Regions from separate parts of the Homo sapiens genome. Here region 1 is linked to region 2. Evidence: read pairs that join two places in POLR2A ChIA-PET (ENCODE). Cell type or tissue: GM12878. All regions are shown on one strand. Each heading gives the region's core, and the rest is flanking DNA. Links, peaks and the distances in the headings are about the cores only.

What was found. ChIA-PET counts read pairs that join two places held together with the same protein. Peaks named below come from ENCODE experiments on the same cell type or tissue, not always from the same donor. Only the 100,000 strongest peaks of a DNase experiment are listed, where the experiment ranks them.
Region 1: POLR2A ChIA-PET joins it to region 2 with 10 read pairs; 2 of 35 experiments call an interaction of 5 or more read pairs at or near these places.

The regions. Positions count from the first base shown.
Region 1 is chr11:18,609,462-18,626,200 of GRCh38, forward strand. It overlaps SPTY2D1 (SPT2 chromatin protein domain containing 1), which reads right to left. Exons shown (of 6, transcript NM_194285.3): 2 at 7,414-7,528; 3 at 5,102-6,637; 4 at 2,853-3,027; 5 at 2,016-2,093; 6 at 1-493. The coding sequence ends at 400. It also overlaps a transcript of MISFA not described here. Among named protein-coding and RNA genes, the nearest start is that of SPTY2D1, 17 kb to the right of the region's middle. RefSeq lists an enhancer at 6,152-7,351. In GM12878, for the core only: no CTCF peak of the experiment used is centred there; DNase peaks (open chromatin) are centred at 6,730 and 8,763; H3K4me3 peaks cover 1,154 bases; H3K27ac peaks cover 2,103 bases.
Region 2 is chr11:18,426,928-18,431,927 of GRCh38, forward strand. LDHC (lactate dehydrogenase C) reads left to right here. Exons shown (of 8, transcript NM_017448.5): 4 at 2,810-2,983. Among named protein-coding and RNA genes, the nearest start is that of LDHC, 17 kb to the left of the region's middle. In GM12878, for the core only: no CTCF peak of the experiment used is centred there; no DNase peak of the experiment used is centred there.

The sequences.
Region 1 (16,739 bases), core at 4,727-9,726, 190 kb after region 2:
GGGCAGTGCCCTACTCACAGATCAGCAGAAGAATTACAGAAATCAAGAGACAACCTTTTTTTTCCTTTCAAAGTAGCAAAGGAACAATAAAAGATTGGCTGACTGGTGAGTGGCCCCACATTAGAGTGCATAGCTCATCAGGATCAAGGCTGGCATCTGTGAACAGTTAACTTCATAAGAGCACAAGTGGGCATTATATCATCTGCATTACAGATTTCACCCTGGAAAATATCTGAAAATATTTTATGCTCAAATGACAGCCTGCAAATGACAGTATGCATTCCTTCTCCTTGAGTACCCAAGTATAAATCTAAAATGATAAGGGGGCTTCTTCAGTCTGAAGGCAGGAAATCCTTGCAGCAGAGCAGCTCTAGAATTTCACAAAAATAAAAGCAGCAGCTAACGCCTCTTCAGCTTCTTGGCCCTTCGACGTTGCATTTCTTCTTCTTCACGTCTCATTTCCTCTAAGTCCTCTTGCATACCCAGTCTTAAGCTGCCAAAGAATTTTTAAAGGGTATTTGTCAATATACATGAGATGACCACTTTCCTTAAAAAGAATGAAAATTCCAACTGGGAGCTCACATGGATTGTGCTGATGCTCTCAAAATGCCTCAAGGCTTTACCACTGAAAACAAACTAGCAGGGATATTTTTTTACCAGGGGCCACAGACTCAAATTGTCGTGGGAAAAAGAACTCACACACCACAAAAACCTTACTATTTCCATTAAAATAATAAAATATAGGTTTATCTCAATAGCTTTTAAAAATAAACAGCAAGAAGCATTTATTCATTAACTAACATTCTATTCTTGTTCTCTTCCAACACTTTAGTTTGAAATTTTATGGGCAAGAGGGAGAAAAAGATATAGTATTCTGGCTTGAGACTGAAGTGAATTATTTACCTATAATAACATTATGGCCGGGCACAGTGGCTCACACCTGTAATCCCAGCACTTTAGGAAGCCGAGCCAGGCGGATCACCTGAGGTCAGGAGTTTGAGACCAGCCTGGCCAACATATGGTGAAACCCCATCTCTACTAAAAATTACAAAAATTAGCTGGGCGTGGTAGCGCACACCTGTAGTCCCAGCTACTTGGGAAGCTGAGGCAGAAGAATCGCTTGAACCCGGGGAGGTGGGGGTTGCAGTGAGCCGTGACCATGCCACCGCACTCCAGCCTTGGCGACAGAGCAAGACCCTGTCTCTTAAAAAAAAAAAAAAAAAAAAACAACAATACTATAAACAAAGTAATTACTTTTTACCCCAATAGAGAAAGTATCATTAGCTTACTATCAGATAGCCAAACAGAAATCAGAGGAAATGTAATATACCTACATCCCTGAGGCCAGCAATGTTACAGGTTACCAAGATTGAGATGTGTCTGATGCAGAAAGAAAAGCAAGAATTTGCTACAACAGGATTAGGGAAAGCATCTAACATTTACTGTGTATCCACACATGTGAGGCACTGCACTAGGCATCTTGTACACGTCTTAATCCTCATTATACTTAAATGAGTAAAACAGTATATTCTCATTTTACAAAAGAAAATAGGCTGGGCATGGTGGCTCACACCTATAATCCCAACACTTTGTGAGGCTAAGGCAGGAGGATTGCTTGAGCCCAGGACTTTGGGACCAGCCTGGATAACAAAGCAAGACCCCATCTCTTAAAAACAAAACAAACAAAAAAAACAGTGATGGTCCAGTGCAGTGGCTCATGCCTGTAATCCCAGCACTTTGGGAGGCTGAGATGGGAGGATCACTTGAGGCCAGGGGTTTGAGACTAGCCTGGTCAACATAGCGAGACCCCATCTCTGTTAAAAAACAAAAAAACAAAAACCAGTGAAAAAACAGAACTGTTAAGGAATTTGTCCAAGGCCCCACAGCTAGTAAACAGGATTGGAATCCAGAATTCTCTGGCCCAAAGCCCCAGTTCCCAATGGTGCAATTGTAGCAATAAGCAGAAAGGAATTTTTAGGACATTTTTGCACAAGTATGCTAAATTTTATGCTTACCTCTTTGCTTCTTCCTTCTGCTGCTCTTTCCAACTACTTTCCATGTAACGTAAGGCATAATCACTTTCATCTTTGTATCTGATAAAAGGAAATCAAAATGATAAAAAGAGAAAACTTCAATTTTCTAAAGGAACTACGTCCTCTCATTTAAAAAATCAATATCTCCTTTAAAACTAAATCAAGCACACATTTAGAATTATTCCTTGCTTGGCAGCGAGTGAGGGGAGTGGAGGATGGATAGGTTTCTGAAGTAAAGACAAGTTTTAGATAAGCCCTTATTACCCTCAGAGGGCAACTATTCTGAAGCTAATGTTCATGAAGGTACCAATCCTACAGTGCTTCCTCAACTCACTCACCTACATTTACTTGATAATTTATATTAAAATTTGAAAGCACAGTATATATGAAAATTATTTTATATATAATAATCTAATTTGAGCTTCATGACCATCATGAGGTGGGGAAAGACTTTAGACCAGAGGAAACTGAAGCAGTTGAGTTAACAGACTGACCAAGAACATACAGCTTGTTTTTTCAAGAGCCAATCTACTTCTACTACACTAAGCTGCTTCCATCTCACTAAATATATATCTTATAAGAATAACAATTTAAAAGGGTTATTTTTTGTTCCTCATGCAAATAACTACAGAAACTATTTTGAATTAAATATAAAATATTTAGTGCTAAAAGAGTACGTTTATTTAAATAACAATCACCCAAGGGTTCCTAATTAAGAATTGTATTCAGTGCCTCCACTATTAGTTTATTACCCCATGACATGAATTATTCAAAATAAAAAAAGGATGTCATAGTTATCTGAATCTTCTTTAGTCTTACTTTTTTCGGTCATAACCAAAGATTTCTCTAATGTGCTTGGATATTTCTTCCTGAGGCTCTCCTTCATCTTCAATAAAATCTTCCATTTCAGAGTCGTATTCATCATCATCGTCATCTTCCTCTTCATATTCTCGCTGCCTTTTGTAACCAGTAGGGAAGGGAAGCCTTTGAGGACCTAAGAAACCATTATTTATAAGAATATTACAATTTAAAATAGTTCCAATGCAGTTCTATGTAAACTGAAATTGTGAGTCATCATTAAGATGGTATCCTTTAAAACCAGAGCAAGCAGGCTGGCCCTTAGCGCAGAGCCATCATCCTTGCTGTGTCATGGTATCCAGAAGGAACAGAACTCCTGTTTTATCCCAGGGCTTACCAGAAATATCTTGTTACATTTTCTAGCTTAGTAGTGCCAATATTTCTGAATTTATAAGATCAGTAAAATTTCTTTCTTTCTTTTTTTTTTTTTTGAGACAGAGTTTCACTTGTTGCCTAGGCTGGAGTGCAATGGTGCGATCTCGGCTCACTGCAACCTCTGCCTCCCAGGTTCAAGCAATTCTCCTGCCTCAGCCTCCCGAGTAGCTGGGATTATAGGCATGTGCCACAACGCCTGGCTAATTTTGTATTTTTAGTAGAGATGGGGTTTCTCCACGTTGGTCAGGCTGGTCTCGAACTCCCGACCTCAGGTGATCTGTCTGCCTTGGCCTCCCAAAGTGCTGGGATTACAGGCGGCGCCACCGCGCCCGGCCAAAATCAGTAAAATTTCTAAAAATAAATACAATTTACAAACCTCCACAGAATCATTAACTTTTGCCAAGACACCAAAAGTAGCAACTACCATCTACTATAATCACAATTTCATTTAAAAATTTAAAGTTGAATGAAGTATGAATGACTCTCAGAATTATATTGTTCAAACTGAGTAAGTTTGACTGTAGGAAAAACTCACTACATTATCCTTATTTTTGTCATTTTACCAAAAGACTGATAAAAACTTTGCAAAAGACAGGCATTGATCAACAGCCCAGGATCTGGGAACAACTACTTTCTAGTTTTTGATTACAGACACTTCTTTTGTTCTTCTACGGTTGTTTTTAATATGCATGGCTTGTCTCCCTAGCTTAGTTTCTCAACCTTAGCTCAATGACATTTCGGACCAGATAATTCTTTGCTGTCAGGGGGCTATCCCATGCATTGTTTGTCAGCAGCATCCCTGTCCTCTATTCAGTAGATGCCAGTGGCATCCCCCATCCCCAGTTGTGACGATTGCCAAAAGTCCCCTGGAGGGCAAAATTGCCCTTGTTAAGAATCAATGGTCTAGTTGAACTAGGAAATTTAAAACAAGTAATTCAATCATTGGTTCCTTTTTATATTCTCCGTGGAGCCTAACAAGTGCTTTAATAAATCTCTATTAGCATAAAGCAAGTACGACCTAGCAGCTAGCAGGTGCCACCAATGATCATATACCTTGGGACAGCAGATTCCTGAAGGATCAGTGTTTAGGATCTTGATACTAACCATTATAACAAGCAGAAACACAAGTACAATCTAAAAACAGTTCCTGGCACATAATGGGTGCCCAAGAAATATCTGCTGAATAAGCTTCCGATTATACCCTGATCCTTGAAGACAGGTCTCTTTAGTCCTCAGGAAAAAGTAGATTAATTCATCCATTGCAGCATACATATGTAAGTCACGTACATTCACCCTGAATGTTCACAAATCACAAAGCTAAGTTTATCACACTTAGGGACATTTCAAGGGTGAACACAGAGATCCTAGACAAGTCTCTTTCTAAAGACCTTTCCAAGCCATTAAAGGAACTCTCAGCAGGGAATAGTGACTCATGACTATAATCCCAGTATTTTGGGAAGCTGAGGAAGGCGGATCTCTGAGCCCCGGAGTTAGAAACTAGTATAGGCAACATACTGAAACCCCATCTCTATAAAAAATAAAAAGTTAGCCAGGCATGGTGGCACACGCCTATAGTCCCAGCTACCTGGGAAGCTAAGGTGGGAGAACTGCTTGAGCCTGTGATTGTGCCTGGGCAACAGAGCAAGACCCTGTCTCAAAAACAAAAAAACAAGGAACTCTCAACCACAAGGCAGATAAAACATCACGATTCTATCAACACTACAGCACATTAAAGGACAGCACATGAGGGGTTCAAAGGGTCCCTGATAATATAAAAACTCTTTCCAATTTCCTAATGACAAATATATACTCTTTCGGGTGAGGGGAAATTTTACCTTGGGCAGCTCTGTAGCCAGATAGGGGAGGCTTCATTCCATTCATCTGTCCATTGCTGGACCGGCTAATGATATTCTTGGAAGAAATTGTTTCGGAGACAACAGTGCACTTAGGCTTTATAGTGGGACCTGAGCTACTAACTGTTTGCCCAGGTCCCAAGCTGCTCACTGGTCTTCCTGGGACTGAATTACTGACAGTCCGTCCAGCTGGAATTGAGCCACTTATGGATCTCCCAGGGCCACTGACAGACCGCCCCGGGGGGCCCAAGCCACTCACTGGTCGTCGAAGTTCATGTGGACTGCTCACAGGCCGGCCAGGGCCACGAGAGCTGCCCAAGGGTCTTGCAGAACTAACTGAACCACTGATGGGTCGCCCAGGGCCACCTGAGCTGCTTGCAGGTTGTCCAGGGCCACATGTACCACTGACTGTCCGCCTAGAGGGATTTGAGTCATTGGTTGGCTTCTTGGACCCACTGATTGATCGCTCAGGTCCTGAGCTGGAGCTGCCATTCTGGCGCCTAGGCACAGGGCCAGAACTAACTGTGGGTCGAGCAACCCCTGTGCTGGGCTGCCCAGGGGCTGAGCTAGAGCTGCTGCCTGGCTGCCTGACACCTGGACTCTTAGCCTTATTGTGTGGGGTGACCATGGGCCCAGGCCTGGAATGGCTAGGATGGGACAGAGATTTTTTGGCTTTGTGCTCAACAGCAGATTTCTGAGTCCTGCTAGCAGAAGTCTTTGGGACACTTGGTGAAGAGGTGCTGGAATGAGGCTTTCCAGCTCCATTAAAAACAGGTTTGTCGTGGCCCTCACGAAGTGAGGGTTGGGAGCTATTGCCAGATCCTGCCTTGATCCTCTCTCCTGGCATGGATTTGGATGAAGACAAAGCGAGGTGTTTCTCATTGGCCATGCTGGGTCTTGATTTCTTCTCAGCATGAGGAAGGGGCATTCCTTTGGAAGAAGGATGCCTGTCTCCAGAACCTTTGCTAAGTTTTGTGCCCACACTTTCTTTCTGAGAGGGTGCCTTTTTGGACACAGTTGGAGGTAGTTTTCCATCTGTCTCAAGTTTTTTTCTCCTATGCTTTCGTTCAAGGAATTCTCGCTCCCTAAGTTCTTCTGCGGTCATAGGTCGCTCTTCTGATTTCTTCACTACCTTGATTTCCACTGGTTCAAACTGCTTTTTCTCAGCCAGCCTGAGTAAATCAGTGAAGTTCATGGGTGGTGGGGCACTTTTAAGGGGGACCTTTGGTTTGCTTTCAACTTTGGGAGGTTCTTGCTCTTCCTCATACTCCTGCTCTGACTCTGCGTGATTGTACTCGAGGAATTCATTCTCTTCTTCCATTTCATACTCTCGGTCGGTTCCTTGGCTGGTATGGCTTTCTGTTGCCTGCCTCTTCTTTGACTTTTCCTCAATAGGAATCCCATTGTAACCATGGAAATTATCCTTTGTCCTCTTGGCCATAGCTCTTGCTTTCTTGTCATGTTTGAGCTCAATTCGCTTTTTCACTAGTTCCTCTTTTCTCCTTTTCTCCTCTAAGGCTAAAAGGGACAAAACAAGAATATGTTATTACTTCGAGATCTCAAGATTGCAGTATGCTCAAGTGAAAACACAACGTTCAGGTTACAGTTTGAAGACATCTAGGAATCAAATGAGGAAGTCATGTGAACAAGTATCAATTGAGTCATCTTTACATAATGAGTGGGAGACATATGGGTTTTTCTATATGACTAAGCAAGTGGGAGACTTGGTTTTCAGCTTTAAATATACAAAATACTTCAAACCAAATACATTACCAAGTTAAGAGAACATTAGTATCCACTTAGTAGTTGTTATTAATTATGATTCAATGAATACTTAAACATATTGAATCAGTTTCTTTGTATTTGCATGAAGTAGAACTATTCGAAATAAAGACTTTAAAACTTATCTCTATTTTAGCCTTTTAGATAGCATTCTGTTAATAAAAATTAAAATACAAAATGGGTAGAAACACTTTCAGAACCAAGATTAAAGAAAGAATGGAGTTCTTACTGGGGACTTACTATGGCCAATTAGAAGACATGGCTACTAACCCCCAAAAAGCTGTTACTTCAAGGGGAGAAAAAAAGAAAACGTTTATACAAATGATCGAGGTAACATATGTAAAGCCATGAATACAGTCAGTTAACCTGGACACACACACACACACACACACACACACACCCTCCCAAATCTGTTGGCCTGTTATGTTTTTATAGACAGCCACTGGTTTAGTACAAGCTAGATGGTGAAGATGGAATACTTTAAAATTGAGAATAAGGCTATAGATACATACCTTTTCGTCTCAGCTCCTCTTCTTTCCTTTTAAGAAAAGCTTGTACAGCTGCTGATTGGACACCTTTAACTTTTGGGTCTTTTTTTGGAGGCCCCACTGCCAAACTATACCTTTTCTAAAAACAAAAACAGTAAAAGTTAGAAGCAATTCAACTTTTAAAATACATTATTAGGTATAAGGCACTGTGCCAGGTAATAAGAGGTATAAATGTTAACTGTGAAACCTATTCTGAATAATTGAGAGATCATATAACCCATAATAAAGCTTAGCTATAAAATTTCAGACTATTTATTACGTATGGTGATTTTGGGGTACAAAGTTTCCATGTAACATCCCAAAATAATGCATAAATGAACAATTCACAGAAACACTGTTTTCAGGCTATTTTCCAAAAAAGAACCTGGACTGGGTAACTAAATGAAATCACCACTTAGAAGAATCGATTATTTGTGTTTTAAAATTCTGATTTAGGCTGGGCTCAGGGTCTCATGCCTGTAATCTCAGCACTTTGGGAGGCGGAGGCGGGCGAATCATGAGATCTGGAGTTCGAGATCAGCCTGGCCAACATGGTGAAACCCCATTCCTACTAAAAACACAAAAAATTAGCTGGGCGTAGTGGCGGGTGCCTGTAATCCCAGCTACTCAGGAGGCTGAGGCAGAAGAATTGCTTGAACCCGGGAGGCAGAGGTTGCAGTGAGCCGAGATTGTGCCACTGCACTGTAGCCCGGGCGACAAAGTAAGACTCCGTCTCAAAAAAAAAAAAAAAAAAAAAAAAATCTGATTTAGGCCAGGTGCGGTGGCTCACGCCTATAATCCCAACACTTTGGGCGGCTGAGGTGGGAGGATTACCTGTGGTCAGGAGTTAGCAACCAGCCTGGCCAACATAGTGAAACTCCGTCTCTACTAAAAATACAAAAATTAGCCGGGCATGGTGGCGCACATCCGTAATCCCAGCTGCTTAGGAGGCTGAGGCAGGAGAATGGCTTGAACCCAGGAGGCAGAGGTTGCAGTGAGCCGAGATTGCGCCACTGCACTCCAGGCTGGACAACAGAGCAAAACTCCGTCTCAATCCATCAATCTATAAGTAAGTAAGTAAGTAAGTAAATGTATAAAATTCTGAGTTTAAAAATAGCCTGCCTTAGAAAGAAGCATTTCAAAGTCCAACTTTTCAAACGAACAGAAAAAACTACTCCTCACAACTATTTTCTCTCCTGACTACTCCAGATGATTTCCTAGTAGAGACTCATAGCTACATGTTTTATTTTGCTTAGAACACGGAAACACTGAGGTTTTACTTTGACCACACACAAAGGCTGGGGCAAACCACAGCAAAAAAGCATTTCAAAAAATCTATGCAATAAAGGCCCAATTCCCAGCAACCTTTAACTGTAGCTCTTATGTTCACTAAATGTTAATTTGCCTCACAACCTCCTTTTTAGACAGGTTCCTATAACACCCAAAAAAAGCTTACATTATCCTGGCACAGATGAAGTCTCTGGACCTCAGTTTTTATATAACTGCATCAAGAAATTACTAAACTCAAGTAATGTTAATTTGAACTATAAAAGGAAAAATATTTCCACTTTATAAGTACCTATTATGAGAGAAATATGACGAACATAGAGCTAAAATAAATTCAGACCAGGGATGATTCACCTCTACGACCATTCCACATTAAATCCAGGAAATAAGATTTTTAAAGTATCCTCCTTTTTTTGTTTTGTTAGGCAGATGCATTCTCATCTAACGTACCTGTTGCTGTGGCTAGCAGAAAAAGAAACATGTCCAAGAACAAATTGAGACAACTTAGGAACAACTTAGGAACCAAAAAAGTATTCCCAAATATGTATGAAATTCTTGGAGGAAAACCAAAAGATATGTGCTTACTATAAGGCTGCCAAATACGACGTATCTTGAAACAGGCTGGAAGTTTCAACTAAATTAGTCTGCCAACAAAGCAGCTGGCCAAGGAAGCAGGCTCTAATTCAACCTGAAAATCTTGCATGATAGCAATGCTGAGAAGTGACATATCCCTAATAGAGAGAAGTCCCAAGACAGCATCCAGATTTCTTTCCCAGTCACCTTGGCTAGGCCATAGTGAGATCCTTTAAAGTCCATATCTTTGTAAATTTAATTTTAGACTCTTTCCATAGTGGATAGGGGCTCAATATTTAAAGGAGAAAAGGGAGAAAGAAAGGGAGAGGAGAAAGGAGAAGTAATACTGCTAACCTAACTAGATATATATAAAATTGCCCTTGTTTACAAGAAAAGAACCACAAACATAGGTATTAATCACAAGGAGCTTACATTTTCATTGTGGAAAGGGCACCATGAATATGATTCAAATGAAGACATACAAAAAACTCATAAGCAGAGGCACACACTCACTCCACTCCATCCCATTAAGGGATTTGGAAGCAGAAGAAGGTGGATTTTTTTTCACTAACACTTAAGATTTTCCTGGCCAGGCGCAGTGGCTCAAGCCTGTAATCCTAGCACTTTAGGAGGCTGAGGCGGGAGGACAGCTTGAGCCCAGGAGTTAAGACGCCAGCCTGGACAACATGGTGAGAACTCATCTCTTTAAAAAAAAAAAAAAAAAAAAGGCTGGGTGCAGTGACTTACACCTGTAATCCCAGAACTTTGGGAGGCTGAGGCAGGCGGATCACAAGGTCAGGAGATCGAGACCATCCTGGCCAACATGGTAAAACTGCATCTCTACTAAAAATACAAAAATTAGCTGGGCGTGGTGGTGCCTGCCTGTAAGCCCAGCTACTTGGGAGGATGAGGCAAGAGAATTGCTTGAACCAGGGAGTCGGAGGCTGCAGTGAGCCAAAATTGCGCCACTGCACTCCAGCCTGGTGACAGAGCAAGACTCCGTCTCAATAAACAAAAAACAAAAATTTCCTGTCCCTGTCCATTATATAGCTCATAGAGTTACAAAGCCCCATACAAATCAAAGCCCCATGCAAGGTTTTCCCCAAGAAAAATGCAAATACATATATTAGCATTACTTATTTTAAACAGGACTGGTTTGCTGTCCAAATAACCCAGCATTGAGCACTATCTAACATGATTTTGGGATAGATATCTTTCATCTTAACCTGGGACTGCAAGAGATAGAAAGTGGGATATGACAAACCGAAAAGCTGCTCTTGACTGAATACTGGTATCCAAAAGGGAAAACATCAGTGTCAATGGGGCATAGTTTAATGCAGTGTTCAGTAAGCTTCAGTCATTTGCATACTACCTTTATGATTTTTGCCTTTGTGGTATACTACCCCTACCATTACTTACTAATTTAAAAAAACATACAGAGTTGGCCAGGTGCGGTGGTTCACGCCTGTAATCCCAGCACTTTGGGAGGACAAGGCGGGCAGATCACTTGAGGTCAGGGGTTCGAGACCAGCCTGGCCTCGAACTCTGGTGAAACCCTGTCTCCACTAAAAGTACAAAAATTACCCAGGCATGGTGGCTCACGCCTGTAGTCCCAGCCAGTTGGGAGGCTGAAGCACGAGAATCACTTGAACCCAGGAGGCAGAGGTTGTAGTGAGCCAAGATCACGCCACTGCATTCCAGCCTGGGCAACAGAGTGAGACTCGGTCTCAAAAAAACAAAAACAAAAACATCATGAGCCGTTATTATAGCTTTACCTCAGCAATAATATCCACAAAATGACTGACTTGAACAACTAGTTATATTTTTCCAATTCATATAAAAATACATACTATTAAGCCGGGCACGGTGGCTGACACCTTTAATCCCAGCACTTTGGGAGGCCAAGGCGGGCGGATCATGAGGTCAGGAGATTGAGACCATCCTGGCCAACACAGTGAAACCCTGTCTCTACTAAAAATACAAAAAACTTAGCCAAGCGTGGTGGTGGGCACCTGTAGTCCCAGCTACTCGGAAGGCTGAGGCAGGAGAATGGCGTGAACCTGGGAGGCGGAGCTTGCAGTGAGCCGAGATCGCGCCACTGCACTCCAGCCTGGGCAACAGAGCAAGACTCTATCTCAAAAAAAAAAAAAAAATACTATTAAAATAAAAAATATTTTATTTGTAAAAAAATGTAGAAATATTTTAAATGGTATATTTGTATACCATTTATATCCAGGCCCTATATGTGCTGCTCTTTAAAAACACTGACTGAGGCCGGGCGTGGTGGCTCATGCCTGTAATGCCAGCACTTTGGGAGGCTGAAGCGGGTGGATCACCTGAGGTCAGGAGTTCGAGACCAGCCTGGTCAACTTGGTGAAACCCCATCAAAATACAAAAATTAGCCAGGCGTGGTGGTGGGCACCTGTAATCCCAGCTACTCTGGAGGCTGAGGCAGTAATTGCTTGAACCCAGGAGGTGAAGGGTTGCAGTGAGCCGAGATCGCACCACTGCACTTCAGCCTGGGTGATTGTACTCTACCCTGGGTGAGAAGAGTGAAACTCTGTCTCAAAAAACAGAAAAGAAAAGAAAAGAAAAGAAAAGAAAAGAAAAGAAAAGAAAAGAAAAGAAACACTGACTTAGGGAACAAAAATACAGGAAAGGCATAAAAACAAGGAAGGTGGTGTTCAGGAACTCAGATTTGCTTTGAAAAGAATAACAAAGGCTACTTTTAGCTTTTTTTCAAAGTATACACCTATTCTCATCAATTTATATGTCAACTTCAAATTCTGCCTTTTTAAACACCTCTAATCATTAAGGATACTTAAGCTGGTCTCACATTTAACCCAACAACTTTGCAGTACTTGTTGTACTGTCCTTATGATGCAGCAGAAACTCAATAAATCTATACAATGTCTATTTTGTTGATCTTCAACAACTTAAAAAGCTAGCAGTAAGGCAAGGTCAGCACTGCTTTAATGAGGCTTAATCTTGTTTATATGAACTGAGCCATAATCAATTAATTTCTTATATCCTCTGTAGCTTAAAAATGTACTCAGGTCAGGCATAGTGGCTCACACCTGTAATTCCAGCACTTTGGGAGGCTAATTCGAGAGGATCGCTTGAGCACAGGAGTTCGAGACCAGCGTGGGCAATATAGGGAGACCCTGTCTCTCCAAACAATTTAAAAATTAGCTGGGCACAGTGGCATATGCCTGTGGTCCCAGCTACTCGGGAGGCTGAGGCAGGAGGATTGTCTCAGCCAGGGAGGTCGAGGCTGCAGTGAGCCATGGTTGTGCTATGGCACTCCAGCCTGAACAACAGAGTAAGACCCTATCTCAAAAAAAAAAAAAAAAAACCAAAACCAAAACCAAAAAAACCTCAACAGCACAAATACCAATAAGATATTAAAACACTCTTAGACAAAGTTTAGGTTCACAACCTAAAAAAAAGACTGGGTCACTCGAGATCATCTTTATATTTTTGGAAATATCTTTGAATGGCCAGGTATGGTGGCTCATGTCTGTAATCCCAACACTTTGGAAGGCTGAGGTGGAAGGACTGATTGAGCCCAGGAGTTCGAAACTAGCCTGGGCAGCATAATGAGACCCCCATCTCTACAAAACATACAAAAATTAGCCGGACATTGTGACGCACGCCTGTAGTCCCAGCTACACAGCTGATGTGGGAGGATGGCTTCCGCCCAGGAGGTGGAGGCTGCAGTGAGCCATGATTGTGCCACTGTACCCCAGCCTGGGTGACAGAGCAAGACTCTGTCTCAAAAATAAAATCTTTGAGATAAAATTCATATACCACAAAATTCATCCATTTAATGTATACTATTAAATGGTTTTTGATATACAGTTGACCTTTAAACATGGTAGCATGGGATGCCACCACCCTGTGCAGTAAGAAAAAATTCCGGCTGGGCGCGGTGGCTCACCCTTGTAATCCCTGCACTTCGGGAGGCTGAGGCGGGCAGATCACCTGAGGTCAGGAGTTCGAGACCAGCCTGATGAACATGATGAAATCCATCTCTACTAAAAATACAAAAAATCAGCTGGGCGTGATGGCACGCACCTATAATCCCAGCTACTCAGGAGGCTAAGGCAGGAGAATAGCTTGAACCCAGGAGGTGGAGGTTGCAGTGAGCTGAGATCGCGCCACTGTACTCCAGCCTGGGCAACAAGAGCAAAACTCTGTCTCAAAACAACAACAACAACAACAACAACAACAACAACAACAACATTCCATGTATAACTTTTGACTGCCTAAAAACTTTACTAACAACTCAAAGTTGACCAGAAGCCTTACTGATAACATAGTCAATTAACATACATTTTATGAATCCTGATATACTTTTTTCTTAATTCTTTTCAATATTTCTAGGCTATGTTCATCTGCAGGTTTTTTAAGTTATCACAAATTTAAAAAAAAACTTATTGGAAAAAAATCCATGTATAAGTGGGTCCACACAGTTCAAACCTATGTTGTTGAAGGGTCAACTGCATCCACAGAGTATAACCAACACCACCATCTGATTCCAGAAAATTTTAATCATTCTCCCAAAAAATCTCTTAGCTTTAGCAATGACTCCATGTTCTTGTCTCCCCTCAGCCCCTGGCAAACGCTAATCTACATTCTGTCTCTATGCATTTACCAATTCTGGACATTTCATACAAATGAAATCGTATAATATGTAGCTATGATGGTTAATTTTATATGTCAATTGGACTAGGCTATAATACCCAGTTATTTAATCAAACATTAAGCATTACTGTGAAGGTATTTTGTAGATATAATATCTACAATCAGTTGACTTTAGGTAAAGAATACTACCCTCCATAATGTGGATGGGTCTCATCCAATCATGCCAATGAAGGCATAAGAGCAAAACCCGAGGCTTCTAAGAAAAGGAGTTCTATCTCAAGACTACAGCATGAACTCCTGCCTGATTTTCCAGCCTGCTGGCCTGCCCGAGAAATTTCAGACTTGTCAGGCCTCCATAATCAATTCCCTAAAATAAATCCTACTGGTTCCATGGAGAACACTGACAGATACAGTGGCCTTTTGTATCTGGCTTCTTTCACTTAGCATGTTTTCAAAGTTCATGTTGTAGCATGTATCAATATTTCCTTCCTTTTTGTGGCTGAATAATATTCCATTGTATAGATATACCATGCATTATTTTTATATTCATCAACTGAATATTCGGATTGTCTCTACTTTTTGGCTATTATGAATAATGCTGCTGTGAACATTTGTGTACAAGTTTTTATGTGGATGCACATTTTCCTTTCTCTTAGGTATATGACCACAGATCTTTTTCTCATTGAGCAGGCAAGACCTTTCAAAAGGGGGTTGCAATAGACCCTGGTATCAAAAGATGTGTTGTAATGGAATATTTTAAAAGACAGTTCCCCAGAGGGGCAGCCCAGTGGAGAAACATTTTTAAAAAGAGAGGAAAAAAAAAAAAAAGCTTCAGGCTGGATTACATTATATTCTATTTAATAACCCAGAAGAACTATTTGGCACTTCCCCTCGCATCACATGGTCATATTTAGCTCTAGCAGCAGCACATCAGGATGCATCCATCAATTCTGAATCTGAGTCAAGGCACCAGGCTGCTTCATTGTTTGAGCTTCATGGAAAGCAGCTGGACAAGAGTTTCTTTTATCCTAAGCATATCCATTTTATTACACTGCAAGCCAACTCAGTCATTCTGCTACACCCCAATGAATGATCCACCACAGTGAAGCTTGTCATTTAAATACAACATCAGAGATTTTGCCAAGATTTGTAACTCTGAAGCCAAGAGCTTTAGAAAATATTAAGCCACTTTAAAACATATCTGTTCCTTGCATTTAAACTGTATCATCTAAGCCAGATTAAGAAAATAAGGAGACATTAGTCTAGAAACATGTGTACACCGACTACTGTATGTTATGTTGGAATCGATAGTCAATCCCTGGCCAGGCGTGATGGCTCACGTCTGTAATCCCAGCACTTTGGGAGGCTGAGGTGGGTGGATCACCTGAGGTTGGGAGTTCAACACCAGCCTGACCAACATGGAGAAACCCCATCTCTACTAAAAATACAAAACTACCCAGGCGGGATGGCGCATTGCCTGTAATCCCAGCTACTAGGGAGGCTGAGGCAGGAGAATTGCTTGAACCCGGGAGGCAGAGGTTGTGGTCCGCCAAGATCGCGCCATTGCACTCCAGCCTGGGCGACAGAGCGAGACTCCGTCTCAAGAAAAAAAAAAGTCAATTCCTCCATGAAAGCTGTTCTTTACCCAGGAGATAACATATTGTTTCGACTGTAGAAAATATAAATTTCTTGATGGCTTTACATAAGAGATTTATAACTGGTTAGAATTAGGAGTTAGGAATATTCAAAGAATGCTGCATCCTTAACTTTAATAATCACCACAGTTTTTAAAAATTTTCTCAGAACATCAGAGTCAGAGAAAGAAAGTAGGCCTGGAAAACCAATGGTTCCATTAGAACTGCTTAGCTGGATGGCTAAGAGGATAAAAATTAATAACCTGCCCCAAAAGATGCTATTCATAATTGCTATGGAGTTAAATGTAAATTTTACTGTTATTGTGTTTACAAAAACATACCTGATTATAAAATGTAATAATATCAGATAGGTGTCTCATGGAGTCTCCAGTCCAACCTCTATGTTAGAAATGGCCCAGAACACCTGTGTATTTACTGGCAATCACACGGTTTATAGCAGAGTCTGAATTAGAATCCAGATCGCCTAACTCAGCCCCAAAATATTCTCACTACAACACATCTCATTTTTTTTTTTTAGAAATACATAGGGTCTTGCTTGATTTGTCACCCAGGCGGCTGGAGTACAGTGGCATGACCTTGGCTCACTGTGGCCTCAAACTCCTGGGCTCCAGTGAGTCTCCCACCTTAGCTTCCCGAGTAACTGGGACTACAAGCACACACCACCACAACTGGCTATTAATAATTTTTGTATTTTTTGTAGAGATTGGGGGGGGGGTCTCACTTTGTTGCCCATGATGGTCACTTCTAATTTAACTCCAACACTTTCTTTTTTTTTTTTTTTTGAGATGGAGTCTCGCTCTGTTGCCCAGGCTGGAGTACAGTGGCGTGGTCTCGGCTCACTGCAACCTCCACCTCCTGGGTTCAAGCAATTCTCCTGCCTCAGCCTCCCAAGTAGCTGGGACTGATTATAGGCACCTGCCACCACACCCAGGTAATCTTTTGTATTTTTAGTAGAGACAGGTTTCACCACGTTGGCCAGGTTGGTCTCGAACGCCTGACCTCATGATCCACCCACCTCAGCTTCCCAAAGAGCTGGGATTACAGGCGTGAGCCACAATGCCTGGCTCCACCACTTTCATCTCTAGTTTTTAATTTAACTCCAACACTTGGATCTCTAGTTCTAACCTCCTTTCCCTAATTTCCACCTGC
Region 2 (5,000 bases), core at 1-5,000:
TGGTATTCGAAGAAGTACTTGACTAATATAATAATAATGTTAATTGCTAACATTTATTGAACATTTAATACACCCTGTTGAGTACTTAATGTATATTAACTCACTGAGTTATCTTCTTAAGAACCATATTTTTTAAAAGGCTATTAGCGGCTGGGCGTGGTAGCTGATGCCTATAATCCCAGCACTGTGGGAGGCTGAGGCGGGTAGATCATGAGGTCAGGAGTACAAGACCAGCCTGGTCAAGATGGTGAAACCCCGTCTCTACTAAAAATACAAAAATTAGCCGGGCATGGTGGTGGGCTCCTGTAATCCCAGCTACTTGGGAGGCTGAGGCGAGGTATTGCTTGAACCTGGGAGGCGGAGGTTGCAGTGAGCTGAGATTGCACCACTGCACTCCAGCTTGGGCGACAGAGCAAGATTGTGCCTCAAAAAAACAAACAAACAAAAACAAAATAACAACAAAAAAACGCTATTAGCTTGATCTTGTAGATGAGGAAGTGAGAGTTAGAGGGGTAGGCAAAGTAATTGTCCATGGTTACACAGCTAGTAAGTGGCAAAGTTGGGAATACTGGCAGTTAGACCTCAGAGCTTTTGCTCCAGACCACTGTAGTTTATGGTCTCTTTGTGGTTATATTTACAAAGAAAAATAAATAACAGGTAAGGAAATGATGGCATTAACAGGATCAGGGCACCTGGAAAATCTGACATAAAAATAAGACATAAAGCTAGTAAAGATGATTTGGAGCCAGATTTTTTTTTTTTTTTTTTGAGATGGAGTCTCGCTCTGTCACTCAGGCCGGAATGCAGTGGCACAGTCTCGGCTCACTGCAACCTCCACCTCCTAGGTTCAAGTGATTTTCCTGCTTTACCCTCCTGAGTAACTGGGATTACAGCACGTGCCATCATGCCCAGCTAATTTTTGTATTTTTAGTAGAGATGGGGTTTCACCATGTTGGCTAGGCTGGTCTTGAACTCCTGACCTCAAGTGTTCCACCCATCTCTACCTCCTAAAGTGCTGGGATTACAGGTGTGAGCCACTGTGCCTGGCCAGAAATGTCATCTAATTCCTAAGTTTGCCTTTCTAGTTAAAATCTTTATTGGGGCAGGAAAAACAACAGTGTTCATATTTCATAAGTTATCTTCTCTTTTGGATTAGAAAGATACAAGAATCACCATAAATGAAGATGTGATATTTTAAAAATTAGGTAGATTTCATTTTCTTTTCTTTCTTTCTCTCTCTTTTTTTTTTTTTTTTTTTTTTTGAGACAGAGTCTCACTCTGTCACACAGGCTGGAGTGCAGTGGCATGATCTGGGCTCACTGCAACCTCCGCCTCCTGGGTTCAAGCCATTCTCCTGCCTCAGCCTCCTGAGTAGCTGGGATTAAGATGCACGCCACCATGGCTGGCTAATTTTTGTATTTTTAGTAGAGACATGTTGGTCAGGCTGGTCTTGAACTCCTGACCTCAAGTGATCCGCCAGCCTCAGCTTCCAAAGTGTTAGAATTACAGGTGTGAGCCACCACGCCCAGCTATTAGATTTCATTTTCTAAAAGAACATGAAAAGTCGAGATGAGATAGATATAGAGGATATTTTAACTAATTTTTTACATCCACATGGTAGATAATCTTCAGCTATATAGTGCTTTTTAAAAAAGTCCAGTATGAAGCCACATGTGGTAGCTCACGCCTGTAATCCCAACACTTTAGGAGGCCAAGGTAGGTGGATCAGTTGAGGTCAGGAGTTCAAAACCAGCCTGGCCAACATGGTGAAACCCCGTCTCTACCAAAAAATAAAAATTTAGCTGTGTGTGATGGTGCATGCCTGTAGTCCCAGCTACTCAGGAGGCTGATGTGGGAGAATCTCTTGAACCTGAGTGGCAGACGTTGCAGTGAGCTGAGATGGCACCACCATACTCCAGCCTGGGCAACAGAGTGAGACACTATCTCAGAAAAAAAAAAAAAAAAGAAGACCAGTATGAGTTAGTAAGTGCTTCATAGTAGTGACATTGTATTCAACAGGTGAAACAACTGGTCATTTAGTACGTAGTTTATTTTCTTGGGTGGGTCAAGAACTTGTTTGTGATTTCAAACCCAGTCCCTTACAATATTAGAAGTAAATACATTCTCACTCTTAGACTCCTGAAACAGACACATAAATTCTCAGAGTTCTAAGTCTATTCATTTTGGTCTTTTTTTTTTTTTTTTTTTTTTTGAGACAGAGTCTTGCCAGGCTGGAGTGCAGTGGCGCGATCTTTGCTCACTTCAACCTCCGCCTCCCAGGTTCAAGCGATTCTCCTGCCTCAGCCTCCCAAGTAGCTGGGACTACAGGCATGTGCTGCCACTCCCAGCTAATTTTTGTATTTTTAGTAGAGACAGGATTTTACCATGTTGGCCAAGATGGTCTTGATCTCTTGACCTCGTGATCCGCCTGCCTTGGCCTCCCAAAGTTCTGGGATTACAGGCGTGAGCCACTGCGCCTGGCCTCATTTTGGTGTTTCTAAGAAGGCAGAGAGCTGACTTTCATTGCCTTGGGCCTTCATAACACAGGGGAATTTGGGCAAAAGGGGATGTTAGTTTCTATTGTTATAAAAATTTTTGAGGTAGCTATGTGAAATTTGGCAAGTCATAGTGACAAGGCTTCCTTCAGATTATAAAGGTTAGAAAAGTCCGTTCATCTCCAAAATGCCAGACATAAAGGTACATGGATACTTTAATATAATACTAAGAACATACAATAGAGTTTTAAGGAGTTAAGGCACAGTGGTTATGGTAATGTTGATCCAAATATAGTATTTTGTTTCCTTTTTAGATTACAGTGTATCTGCAAACTCCAGAATAGTTATTGTCACAGCAGGTGCAAGGCAGCAGGAGGGAGAAACTCGCCTTGCCCTGGTCCAACGTAATGTGGCTATAATGAAATCAATCATTCCTGCCATAGTCCATTATAGTCCTGATTGTAAAATTCTTGTTGTTTCAAATCCAGGTGAGTCTTCTCTCTTCCATTCTATTGCATAAGGATGATCTTTCCATACCATTCCTTTAAAAGAATCAACTTCATTGAGTTAACATTTATATACAATAAATTGCACTCGTTTAAAGTATATAACGCGATGAGTTTTGATAAATGTAATCACTCATGAAACTACCGCCATGATCAAGATACAAAACATTTCAGCTACCTCTGAAAGTTTTCTTGTGCCTCCTTGCAGTTCATCTCTCATTCCACCCCTGGCCCCATTTTCTGGAATTTTATATGAATGAAATCATGCTGAATGTAATTTTTTCTGCCTGACTTCTTTCACCCAGCATAATTATTTTGGGATTCATCCATATTAGTGAGTGTATCATATTGTTCCTTTTTTAGTGCCAAAGTATTCTTTTGTTTATACATTTTTTTGTTTGTGTGTTTGATATGGGGTCTCACTCTGAGATGGGGTGTCATTCAACCTCTGTCTCACTCGAGGTTGGAGTGCAGGGCGTAATCTTGACTCACTGTAACCTTTGCCTCACATTGATCCTCCCACCTCAGGCTCAATTGATCCTCCCACCTCAGGCTCCCCAGTAGCTGGGACCACAGGCATGTCCCACCACACCCAGCTAATTTTCATATTTTTGGTAGAAGTGGGGTTTCACTATTTTGTCCAGTCTGGTCCGGAACTCCTAAGCTCAGGCAGTCTACTCGCCTTGGCCTCCTAAAGTGCTGGGATTACAGATGTGAGCCACTGCACCCAGCCATTGTTTATACATTTAAAATGCTATTTTGTTTATTCATCTGTTGAAACATATTGAGGTTATTTCCAGTTTTGGGCTATTATGAGTGAAACTAACATCATAATTTGTATGTAAGTATTTGTGTGGTCATATGTCTTTATTTCTCTTGGATAAATACCTGGGAGTAACATACGTGGGTTATATGGTAGGTATATGTTTAACTCTATCAGAAATTACCAAACAGGTTGGGCATTGTGGCTCATGCCTGTAATCCTAGCACTTTGGGAGGCTGAGGCAGAAGGATCGCTTGAGCCTAGGAGTTTGAGACCAGTGTGGGCAACATAGGGAGACCTTGTCTGTACATAAAATAAAGTAAAAAAGCTGGGTATGAAGATTGCATAAGCCTGGGAGATCTGGGCTGCAGTGAGCTGTGGTTGTGCCACTGCACTCCAGCCTGAGTGGCAGAGTGAAACCTTGTCTCAAAAAAAAAAACCAAAGCAAACAAAAAAAAAACAGTTTTAAATTTTAGCTAATCCAGGCCAGGCGTGGTGGCTCACACCTGTAATCCCCGCAACACTTTGGGAGCCTAAGGCAGGTGGATCACCTGAGGTCAGGAGTTCAAGACTAGCCTGGCCAACGTAGTGAAACCCCATCTCTACTAAAAATACAAAATTAGCCGGGTGTGTGGTGGTACATGCCTGTAATCCCAGCTACTCAAGAGGCTGAGGCAGGAGAATCACTTGAACCTGGGAAGTGGAGGTTGTGGTGAGTTGAGATCGCACCATTGCATTCCAGCCTGGGCAACAAGAGTGAAACTCTGTCTCAAAAAATAAAAATAAAAATAAATAAATAAAATAAAATACATTTTAGCCAATCCAATATCATTGTGTGTGTTTTTGTTTTGTTTTGTTTTGTTTTTTTGTTTTTGAGATGGAGTCTTGCTCTGTCCCAGGCTGGAGTGCAGTGGCATGACCTTGGCTCACCACAATCTCCTTGTCGCAGGTTCAAGCGATTCTCCTGTTCAGCCTCCCATGTTGCTGGGACTGCAGGTGCACACCACCACGCCTGGCTAATTTTTGTATTTGTATTTTTAGTAAAGACGAGGTTACACCATGTTGGCCAGGCTGGTCTCAAACTCCTGACCTCAGGTGATCCACCTGCCTCGCCTCCCAAAGTTCTGGGATTACAGGTGTGAGCCACTGCACCCGGCCTGCTCTCTTCTTTTCTTGGTTAATCTTGCTAATAGTCTATCAATTTTATTTAGCTTTTCAAAGAACCAGCTTTTTGTT